Linked DNA regions of Homo sapiens: region 1 is linked to region 2. The links are chromatin contacts, found by Hi-C or POLR2A ChIA-PET in ENCODE. All regions are on one chromosome and are shown on one strand. The core of a region is the stretch at or near the end of the contact, and the rest is flanking DNA. Distances in the headings are between cores, read along the strand shown. Region 1 overlaps SNTB2 (syntrophin beta 2). Region 2 overlaps SNTB2 (syntrophin beta 2).

The links. A loop is a pair of places that touch in the nucleus more often than their neighbours do. ChIA-PET counts read pairs that join two places held with the same protein, here RNA polymerase II (POLR2A). Pooled maps may share reads with other maps.
Region 1: a loop to region 2 is called in a map of HCT116, with 2.2 times the contacts of the local background. The contact joins two enhancer-like sites. A Hi-C loop is called at or near these places in 6 of 168 maps with a recorded cell type or tissue (CD4-positive, alpha-beta memory T cell, HCT116, breast epithelium and 3 more), 1 of 37 single-sample maps with no recorded cell type and 4 of 50 pooled maps. POLR2A ChIA-PET finds 5 or more read pairs at or near these places in 6 of 52 experiments (A549, AG04450, IMR-90 and 3 more).

What each region holds. Positions count from the first base shown.
Region 1 is chr16:69,272,603-69,277,973 of GRCh38, reverse strand. The region is part of intron 4 of SNTB2 (syntrophin beta 2); the gene reads right to left. Among named protein-coding and RNA genes, the nearest start is that of VPS4A, 36 kb to the left of the region's middle. Within about 2 kb of position 1,658, at least 7 of the 41 ENCODE cell types and tissues checked have a DNase peak (open chromatin) inside an H3K27ac peak, as active enhancers do.
Region 2 is chr16:69,197,636-69,202,807 of GRCh38, reverse strand. The region is part of intron 1 of SNTB2 (syntrophin beta 2); the gene reads right to left. Among named protein-coding and RNA genes, the nearest start is that of SNTB2, 13 kb to the right of the region's middle. Within about 2 kb of position 3,312, at least 4 of the 41 ENCODE cell types and tissues checked have a DNase peak (open chromatin) inside an H3K27ac peak, as active enhancers do.

The DNA of each region.
Region 1 (5,371 bases), core at 409-2,908, 77 kb before region 2:
CTGGGCTCAAGCGATCCACATGCCTTGGCCTCCCAAAGTGCAGGGATTACAGGCATGAGCCACCACTCCTGGCCTCACTTTTTATATTTTCCCTATTTTAAAGAAGTATTAAGTAGATCAGTGTAACAGAACAAAATATTACCTCATTTATAAGGATTCACTCACCTCACAATGTTTTCTATACAGGATTTTTAAAAATTTGGTGAGGAATGTACATCAAAGAGAAATAAATAAAATCTCTTTAATGTCTAGCTTAAAAATAGCTGAATTTTGACATCTGCTTCAGCATTCTATTGTAATATGCAGTTACAGCCTCACATAAATATGTAGTTGGAAAAGGGAAGAGTATTTTAATAGCCCATTCACATTACGTGGATAGCCTTCTGTCCACAGAACCAAAACTCAACAAGTGGTTTGGTAAAGATTAATTGCAATGTGGAATATGAAACCTTATCAATAGTTTCTGTATCATGTTTACATTAAAAATCAACTGGTTTCCCTTGAAATTTCAATGGATCTTTTTTATGCATGCATAATTTTGCAACACCATATATCATTCATTTGGAAAAATATTTGTTCACTGAGTTACACAGATTTTCCATGTTAAAAATGGTTCATTATAAAAGATAAAAAAATCTCATTTGGTATTACCACTAATCTCCCCAGAAAAGCAAGTACTGAGAAGCTGTCAAGCTCACAGTAGCAGATATGAGTTTTCCAGCATTCTAATTTTTGCTTGAAAGCTACAATTTTATCATTGGCAACAAATACTATCAGTGTTTTCCTCAAGTTACAGACTCATTTTGGTGATGTGACAAATACCCAAGTCTCACTAAACGTGTTTGTCAATCAGTCATTCTTTCAAATAAAAAATGATGTTTACATGAAAAAGCATGTATGGAGTTCAGCTGAGAATTCAATCACACATGTGCTTTTCCTTGAGACAACAGTCATTCTTCAGTATGCAGCAGAAGTGCTCCATGAGTACTTCCCATTTCATCACACAGAATGTTACAAAGATGAATACTCAAGGGTCAAGATTAAATAAAATTAATATTTTTTACTATTTCAGCAGAGACATTTGGAAGTTAAACTGGCATTTTTTTTTCCCTCTGCAAGTCCACGTGGGGACGGATACAATGACTCCCAAAACAGTTTCGTGCCAACTGCCTTGATTCATGCTAAGGTGCCAGCAATTTTACACATCCTCAGTGTAAATATCAACAATATGAAAAAAAGCAAATTACATTTAATATTACTATGAAAATAGCTTTGAACTCACAAGGCCCCTGAAAAGGGGATCCGCAGAGGTCCATGAAGTATACTTTGAGAACTGCTTTACTGAGCTGATTCCCAAAAAACCAACATGCCAATTAAACATTAGCTACCTCAGAAAGAGTTAAGTAAGTTTCAAAATTACTCCACAGAGGATCCAAGTAAGACAAAGTGTTGGTGAAAGCAATAGATATTCTATCATATTCAGTTTGAATGCTAATCCCAAAACAGACATTAAAAAACGTAAAGTCTAAGAGAATTTTTTCCTACAGATTTGATTATGAAATATTTGGCAAAGGGAATCTAATTCAAACCAGATGCTGGACTCTCGCTGAGCAGCGGTTGGTTGGGAACACTGCTAAAAGGCCCCCCTTTTGTGGAGAGGCCAGATGAGTTCATGCAAAGGCATTTTGGCAGCTTTTGCCCCACAAGTCCCATAAGCACAGCACTACTCAATATTCCACATTCTAAAGTCACCACACTTTTTTTTTTTTTTGAGATCTTTTTTCTCTTCCAAAGAAGGCTTATAGGAAAAGACAACAAAATCCATATCCTGAAAAATCCAGAGCACCTATAAAACCAGTGTCTTTCTACCTGTGTCATGTATCTGGCTTTAATCTCAAGAAATGTGTAAAATAAAAATCCTCTTCATTTATCACTTTCATGCTTTACTTATTCCTCATTGGCCTGAACTATCAGCTATTAAAACCCACACACGTACAGAGCTTTGGTTTTGAAGAATCTGTAAATGTGCAATCCAATATAAATGGCAGCTCATGGTTAATTTACATTACTCTAAGCATGTTATTTGATTTTGAACTACAATCAACTCTTAATTTTTCAGGAGTTATCTACTTTTTTTAACATAATAAAGGTCCTTAATTTCTTTTCCTTACCTATGTGTTTATGCAATCCTTTTTTATTCTGTCTCATCCACTCATAAGAACATGGTCCAAAGTATTAACAATAGAATTAGGGAAATTAAACATTCAGCCCCTTCTCATTACTCACTTAAATCTCAAACACTCCCTTTCCCCTACATTAAAAACACTTTCTGGCCTTGCCTCCCTCTGCAGGATACCTTCTGGTCTGGTTTCATCTTCTTGTCTCTCTCAGGGTTACCCTTTACCCGCCTCTGGTTGGTAGAGGATCATTAAGCCCCACTTAATTCTATTGTGCTGTGACTTCAACCAATTCTACCTTGCCAACATGGCCACATGGAAAAACTAAACCTTTCATCTGTCTTTTTTTATTCTAATCCACCAGTACTTCCTGAACAAGGAGTAAAGAATCCCTGTTGTTACATTAATTAAACTTATTAAGAAACAACATGAATTGGTATGGTGGCTCATACTTATAATCCCAGAAATTTGGGAGACTGAGAGGCATGAGAATTGTTTGAGCCCAGGAGTTTGAGACCAGACTGGGCAACACAGCAAGACCTCACCTCCATAAAAAATTAACCTGGCATAGTGGCTTATGCCTATAGTCCTAGCTACTCGAGAAGCTGAGGTGGGAGGATGGCTTGAGCCCAGGAGTTTGAGGTTACAGTGAGCTATGATCCTGCCACTGCACACTCTAGACTGGACAACAGAGTGAGAGTTCGTCAGAAAAAAAAAGAGAGAAGGAAGGAAGGAGAGAGAGAGGAAGGGAGGGGAGAAAAGAAAGGAAAAGGAAAGGGAAGGGAAGGGAGGGAAGGGGAAGAAAAAGGAAAGGGAAGGAGGAAGGAAGGCAGACAATCAGTCTAGGAAGCTCTATAAGACCCACCCATTTAATTAATGGTGAGTTTAATTTGCATGTATGAGCATGTTTGAATTCCTCACCTTTAATACGAAACTTTGACTATCTGTAAAAATTGGTGGCAGATCAAAAAACTGCTCCTTTTCCTTTCTTTTAATTTTTTTGAGACCAGAGGTCTCACTATGTTGCCCAGGCTGGTCTTGAACTACTGGGCTTAAGTGACTCTTCCAGCCTCCCAAGAAGCTGGGATTACAGGCACGTGCCATGGCACCCAGCTAAGAGCTCCTCTTTTTTTTTTTTTTTTTTGAGATGGAGTCTCGCTCTGTCTCCCAGGCAGGAGTGCAGTGACGCGATCTTGGCTCACTGCGAGCTCTGCCTCCTGGGTTCATGCCATTCTCCTGCCTCAGCCTCCCTAGTAGCTGGGACCACAGGCGCCCGCCACCACACCCGGCTAATTTTTTGTAGTTTTAGTAGAGACGGGGTTTCACTGTGTTAGCCAGGATGGTCTCAATCTCCTGACCTCGTGATCCACCCGCCGTGGCCTCCCAAAGTGCTGGGATTACAGGCGTGAGCCACCACGCTGGGCCAGAGCTCCTCTTTTAACAATGACCAAATTAAACTAATTATTATACTTTTTTTTTTTTTTTGAGATAGAGTCTTGCTCTGTTGCCCAGGCTAGAGTGCAGTGGTGCAGTATCAGCTCACTGCAACCTCCGCCTCTGGGGTTCAATCGATTCTTCTGCCTTAGCTTCCCAAGTAGCTGGGATTACGGGCATATGCCACCACGCTGGGCTAATTTTTGTATTTTTAGTAGAGACGAGGTTTCTCCATGTTGGTCAGGCTGGTCTTGAACTCCTGACCTCGTGATCCGCCAGCCTCGGCCTCCCAAAGTGCTGGGATTATAGGCGTGAACCACTGCACCTGGCCTAATTATTATGCTTTTTACAAAGAATTCTTCTTGGGCATAATTTTCATTTAATAATAAATATTATAATTAAAGCAGCTAACACTTGAGCAGTTACAATGTGTCAGGCACCATTCTAGGCAGTTTATTAGTATTAACTCATTTAATACTAACACCCACCCTATCTCATTAGGGTGCACTTAACAAATGAAAAATATGTGGCACAGAAAGTTTCAGTAGCATGCTATCGCTTACTTAGTATAACATTCAGTTTATTAGGAATCAGTCTTAGTCTCTCTTTTCAATCTTGTTGGGTTTAATTATTTTATTTAAATAACTGAATTATTAAAATATAAAACACACCATACAATTTATCCCTTGAAGTACAGTGGTCTTTAGTATATTCAGAATTTTGCAACCATCACCACATTCAATTTTAGCAGACTGTCATCATCTCAAAAAGAAATCCTGTACCCATTAGCTCCCCCGCCGGCAACCACTAATCTACCTTCTGTCTATCCTGGGTTTGCCTATCCTGAACTTTCCATATAAATGGAAAAATACAGTATGTGGTTGTTTCTGTCTGGCTTCTTTCACTTAGCATAATGTTTTCAAGATTCATCTACACTGCAGAATGTATCAGAACATTATTGTTTTTAACTGCAGAATAGTATTCCACTGTGTGGATATGTCACACTTTATCCATTCATCAGTTGATGGACACTTAGGTTGTTTCCACTCTTTGGCTATTGTGAATAATGCTATTATGAACAGTCACGTATGTTTTGATGTGGACATAAGTTTTCGTTACTCTTAGGCATAACTTAGGAATGGAATTGTGGGTCACAGGGTGACTCTATGTTTAGCTTTTGAGAAACTGCCAGACTGCCTTGCACAGCAAGTATACATTTCACATTCTCACCAGCAGTGTATGAAGATTCCATTTTCTCCACGTCGTTGTTCACACTTTTTATTTTATCTGTCTTTTTAATTATAGCCATCCCAGTGGGTGGGAAATGATATCTCACTGTGGTTTTGATTTGCATTTCCCTGATGGCTAAGGATGCTGAACATCTTCTCATGTTCCTATTGGCCATTTGTATATCTTCTTTGGACAAGTATCTATTCATATCATTTTCCCATTTCTTTTTTTTTTTTTTTTTTTGAGACAGAGTCTGGCTCTGTCGCCCAGGCTGGAGTGCAGTGGTGAGATATCAGTTCACTGCAACCTCCATCTCTGGGTTCAAGCACTTCTCCTGTCTCAGCCTCCCAAGTAGCTGGGATTATAGTCCATACCACCATGCCTGGCTAATTTTTATATTTTTAGTAGGGACGGGGTTTCACCATGTTGGTCAGGCTGGTCTCGAGCTCCTGACCTCAGGTGATCAACCTGCCTTGGCCTCCCAAAGTGTTGTGATTACAGGCGTGAGCCACTGCGCCCAGCCCCATTTC
Region 2 (5,172 bases), core at 2,063-4,562:
GGCCAGGAGGTCGAGACCAGCCTGGCCAACATGGCGAAACCCCATCTCTACTAAAAATACAAAAATTAGCCAGGCGTGGTGGCACATGCCTGTAGTCTCAGCTACCTGGGAGGCTGAAGCACGAGAATTGCTTGAACCCGGGAGGCAGAGGTTGCAGTGAACCAAGATCATGCCACTGCACTCCAGCCTGGGAGACAGAGCGAGACGTCGTCTCAAAAAAATAAAAAATAAAAAAAAAATTACTGAATGTGGTAGTGTGTGTCTGTAATCCCAGCTACTCAGGAGGCTGAGGTGGGAGGATCACCTGAGCCTGGGAGATGGAGGCTGCAGTAAGATATGATCATGCCACTGCATTCCAGCCTGGGTAACAGAGTGAAACCCTATCTCAAAAAAGAAAAAAAAAAATTCTAACAGTTCATAAAGTTCACAGCCTACATTTAGTATGAATAGTAACTACCATACTATTTTCCATTATAAACTAAGAATGTATGTTTGTTCAAAGTAATGCCTACTAACTAGGGACATGTGAGGAGTTACTCCTTGTTTTCTTTATAAGCCTTAAGATGAAAGTTAGGAAGCACATGAACAATGAGAAAGCCTCCAAGTCAGAGAACAGAGGAGACAGGGCCAGAAACTCTAGCCCCTTCATTAAACAGTAAGTGACTGCAAAGAAGTTTGCCTCAGTCACGGTTAAATGTGAAGGGATAACTGAAAGGCTGGGGACAAAAAGGTACAGCTAAACATCACAGACACTCAGGTAATGGCTGAAATTATAGGTGCAGATGAGCTAAACATCAGGTGTAAACAAGGAGAATGAGTCAGGGCCCTATCAGCTTGTGTTGCTTCACTGGTCTGCTCCTAAACTAAGCAGCATTCGTTTCTCCAGACATGCAGACTGATATCCTGAAGCAATTTTCCATCCAGGTATGAAGCACAGAAGAAGAGGACAATTAACAATTTTAGAGGCACTCAAAAAAAATAATAATAATACTATTGAATTCTCATGTTTTAACCAAACTCAAAATTATTACCCTCCAAATACGAAATCTAAAATAACTATTCAAACTCTTTTTTCTGACAATCTGAGAATAATTTCTCAAACATTTTTGGTTTTTTGGTTTGCTCTGGGCTTTTTGTTTTGTTTTCTGAGAAGTATTGTTGACAATAATCTAACAAAATTAACATTCCTTTCAGCTGTACACTGTATCCAAACCTGGCTAACACCCAATGATTTAGCAACGTTACCCACCCTCAATTTTAAACACACATCTCTTTCATAAAGAATTTTAGATTTCTTCAAATGGATAAAATACCTTACTAAGCAGTATTAAAGGATTTTATGTCCCCGCCTCCCTAATCCTTTCCATTTTGCTATGTTTTTTCCTATTCAGCACCACATCAACATCACATAAATAAGTTGGCCTGCTGCTTTAAATACAGATCTACATTTAAGAGAGTTTTACAAGTTATAAGATGGCAACTTTTTGGCTTAGTGCATTCTCTCCCATTTATTGGTGTTAATGAGGAGTCCTTCTAGTTCAGTGACATTAATACTATTTCAATGCTAGCAATATACAAGGTGCTTAAATAAAAGGTAAAGAAGCCATCAAAATCCATTAAATAAGCATCTGTTCACATGTAATATTTATTATTTCAGGTGGTAACTTTTAAGCCAGGATGCTGTTTTCCTATGGCTTTCCTGAATGTTCTGCTTTCAAACCAGGCCCCTGGAGGCCCTGAAAGTGTGATGAGGAGTAATTATTTTAAAAAGCAGAGAAATGACTCGATTTGTCTGAGTTTTCAGTGACATATAAACGAATTGGCTGCAGCAACTCGGTAAAGTGTTTGGTAAAAGTTACAGAGCAGTCTTCTGCCATTACCCCACAAGAAGAAAATAATGAGGATCTCTCAACTTTATCAGTCAGGTGAGGGTAAAGTAAAAGCAAACAAAAATAGAGTCAATATACAAACATTACTTCAAGATGGATCACAGGGCCAGACTCGGTGGCTCACACCTGTAATCCCAGAAATTTGGGAAGCCAAGGCTGGAGGATGACTTGAGCTTAGGAGTTCAAGACCAGCCTGGACATTGTAGCAAGACCCCCATCTCTATTTAAAAACAAAACAAAAATAAAATAAATAAACGAAACAAAACATAGTACAATATAATGAAAACTCATGTACTCAATTTTATCACTGTTAACATTCTCAGTTTCACTAACAAAAAACCCCCATGAACCTCTCCTTGACGCCATTTATCTTCCTCCTGCTCTAGCAGTTATATCCTAAATTTGATGTATCACGAATGTGTTGTTTTTCTTGTATTTCAACCCATGGGCCTGAAAAATAAAGCATATTCCAAAAGCATTCATACCTGTAATCTGATGTGTATTCCACCCTTCTAGTGGAAGGATGGTACAGTCTGGAGGAGTAGAATGCCTGACAGAAAAATAATTTCATACTAGCGTGCTGATGCTAAGAAATAGGTATTACATTTCTGTAAAAGAAATTGATTCCCCATTTTGTCAAAATACGCCTAATATCTAAATTCCTAAACTCACTGTAAGCAAATGTGCTTGACAACAATGGCCAACACAAATAAGTATATTTATGTTAAAAATGTCCCCCTCCTTTGGGAGGCCGAGGCAGGCGGATCACGAGGTCAGGAGATTGAGACCATCCTGGCTAACACGGTGAAACCCCATCTCTACTAAAAATACAAAAAATTAGCTGGGTGTGGTGGCACGCATCTGTAGTCCTAGCTACTCAAGAGGCTGCGGCAGGAGAATCGCTTGAACCCGGGAGATGGAGGTTGCGGTGAGCTGAGATCGTGCCACTGCACTCCAGCCTGGGCGACAGAGGGAGATTCTGTCTCAAAAAAAAAAAGTCTCTGTCTTCCCAGTAATAGCATGGATCTAAAATAAAACATTTTTTAAAAGTCCCCCTTTCTCCTGATTTTTCACACTAAAAAGTGGAAGGAATTATTTGGCATCTAAGTCTTAAACTTTGGCCTTTTTTTTCAATTTTCATTAAGATTGCAAATCTTCATTATGAGAGTCTTGCCCATTCACTAAAGAACAAATGAAGACACCTCAAGGTACACAATAATCAGTGACAAAATTAACTGCAATCTAGATTGCTCAATATTTCTCTCTTTGCTAAGTGATTCATCTGCGCTTAAGAGAAAAAGATCGCCTTTTTTTTTTTTTTTTGAGGCAGTGTTTCACTCTGTTGTCCAGACCTGGAGTGCAGTGGTGCAATCATGGCTCACCAAAGCGTCCACCTCCCAGGCTCAAGTGATCCTCCCACCTCAACCTCCCAACTAGCTGGGACTACAGGCGTGAGCCACTGCGCCAGGCCAACATCGCTTTAATTAATGCTGCCTGTGTAGATTTGAAGGCGATTAGCTGCTAGTTAAAATGAAAGGTGGAAGAGCAAAAGCCGATTTATCTGCAAATCTACAACATAAAATATTTTATCTGGCACTTCACATCTTTAGCACAACAAATGAAGCTCACAATAAGGTATTGTAAATCTTGAGGTTCCATCTGAATCATCAAACTAAGATTCAATTATAGCTAAAATATTTTTAGTGTTAAAAATCATTATTATAGGCCAGGCGTGGTGGCTCACGCCTGTAATCCCAGCACTTTGGCAGGCTAAGGCGGGTGAATCACCTGAAGTCAGGAGTTCAAGACCTACCTAACCAACACGGAGAAACCCATCTCTACTAAAAATACAAAATTAGCTGGACATGGTGGCGTGCGCCTGTAATCCCAGCTACTCGGGAGGCTGAGGCAGGAGAATCACTTGAGCCTGGGAGGCAGAGGTTGCAGTGAGCCGAGATCGTGCCATTGCACTCCAGCCCGAGCAACAAGAGTGAAACTGTCTCAAAAAAAAAAAAAAAAAAACATTATTATATTCTAAATCTCTGACAATCCATGCATTTGCGTACAGTCAGTTCATATTAACTCTTCATTCTCTATTTCATATTTAGAATTGTAAAATATGAGCTGGAAGGGATCTTATTTTTAATAGGTAAGAAACATACTGCTTATAATGCTGAAATTATTTTTTGCCAAGGTCACACAAAGTTAACAGCCATCCGAAATGTTTTGCTGTATTTTTTCCCAAGAAAAATCAGGTAATTTTTGTAACTACATCCAGATGTTTGGAGATGTCTTAACAATCTCAAAGATTTCTTTTCAGACCCAAGCACAGAAGAAGTAGGAGAGGATATGAGAAATAAAGAGAATAATGGGAGGAAACATGTAAGTGGTAGAGGAATAAGAATGGACTACATCTTCCTACCAACCACACACAAACTCCTTAAAGAGAAGCAGAGGCAGAACGTGCAATGAAGACATTTCTCTTGTCAAAAATACACATGTGAAAAATAGGCCAGGCATGAGGACTCACATCTGTAATCCCAGCACTTTGGGAGGCCGAGGCTGGTGGATTGCCTGAGCTCAAGAGTTCAAGACCAGCCTGGGCGACATGGCGAAACCCTGTCTTACCAAAAGTACAAAAAACTAGCTGGGCGTGGTGGTGTAGGACTGTAGTCCCAGCTACTCAGGAGGCTGAGGCAGGAGAATCGCTTGAACCCGCGAGGTGGAGGTTGCAGTGAGCTGAGATTGCCACTGCACTCCAGCCTAGGCGACAGAGCGAGGCTCTGTTCCCCTACCCCCCAAAAAAAAAAAAAAAAAAAATCAACTCTGTTACATTGTAAAGGACAACAGAGATCAATATCAAAACATCTCTGGTGAAGAATGGTTTCCAGAATTCACTTTAGTCTTTCATTGCTGTTTTTAGCAGAATTTGTATTTGCCCAGAGCCAGTTTAATTTTTTCAATTACTTTGTGTTCATTGTAAAAAATATGTATTTTTATCCTAGAATGTAATTAATAATCTTTGAAGAGACAATACAGAATCCATAGTACTCAAAAAAATTATCTACACTACTAGTGGTTTTCTAAAATGTTGCCATCCCTTACTGCAATGAAAACAGAGCTAACAATGTAAATACTTTTACTGGCCAACAATTACAGCAAAATGAGGCAAATCAAAGACATTTAGTGTTCAGTAAAACAGATTTTGTTTCATTTGGGCAAAGATTTACTTGTAAAGATGAATATACTTTGGAGAATGCTACTTTGTTAAAACTGGTGTTTT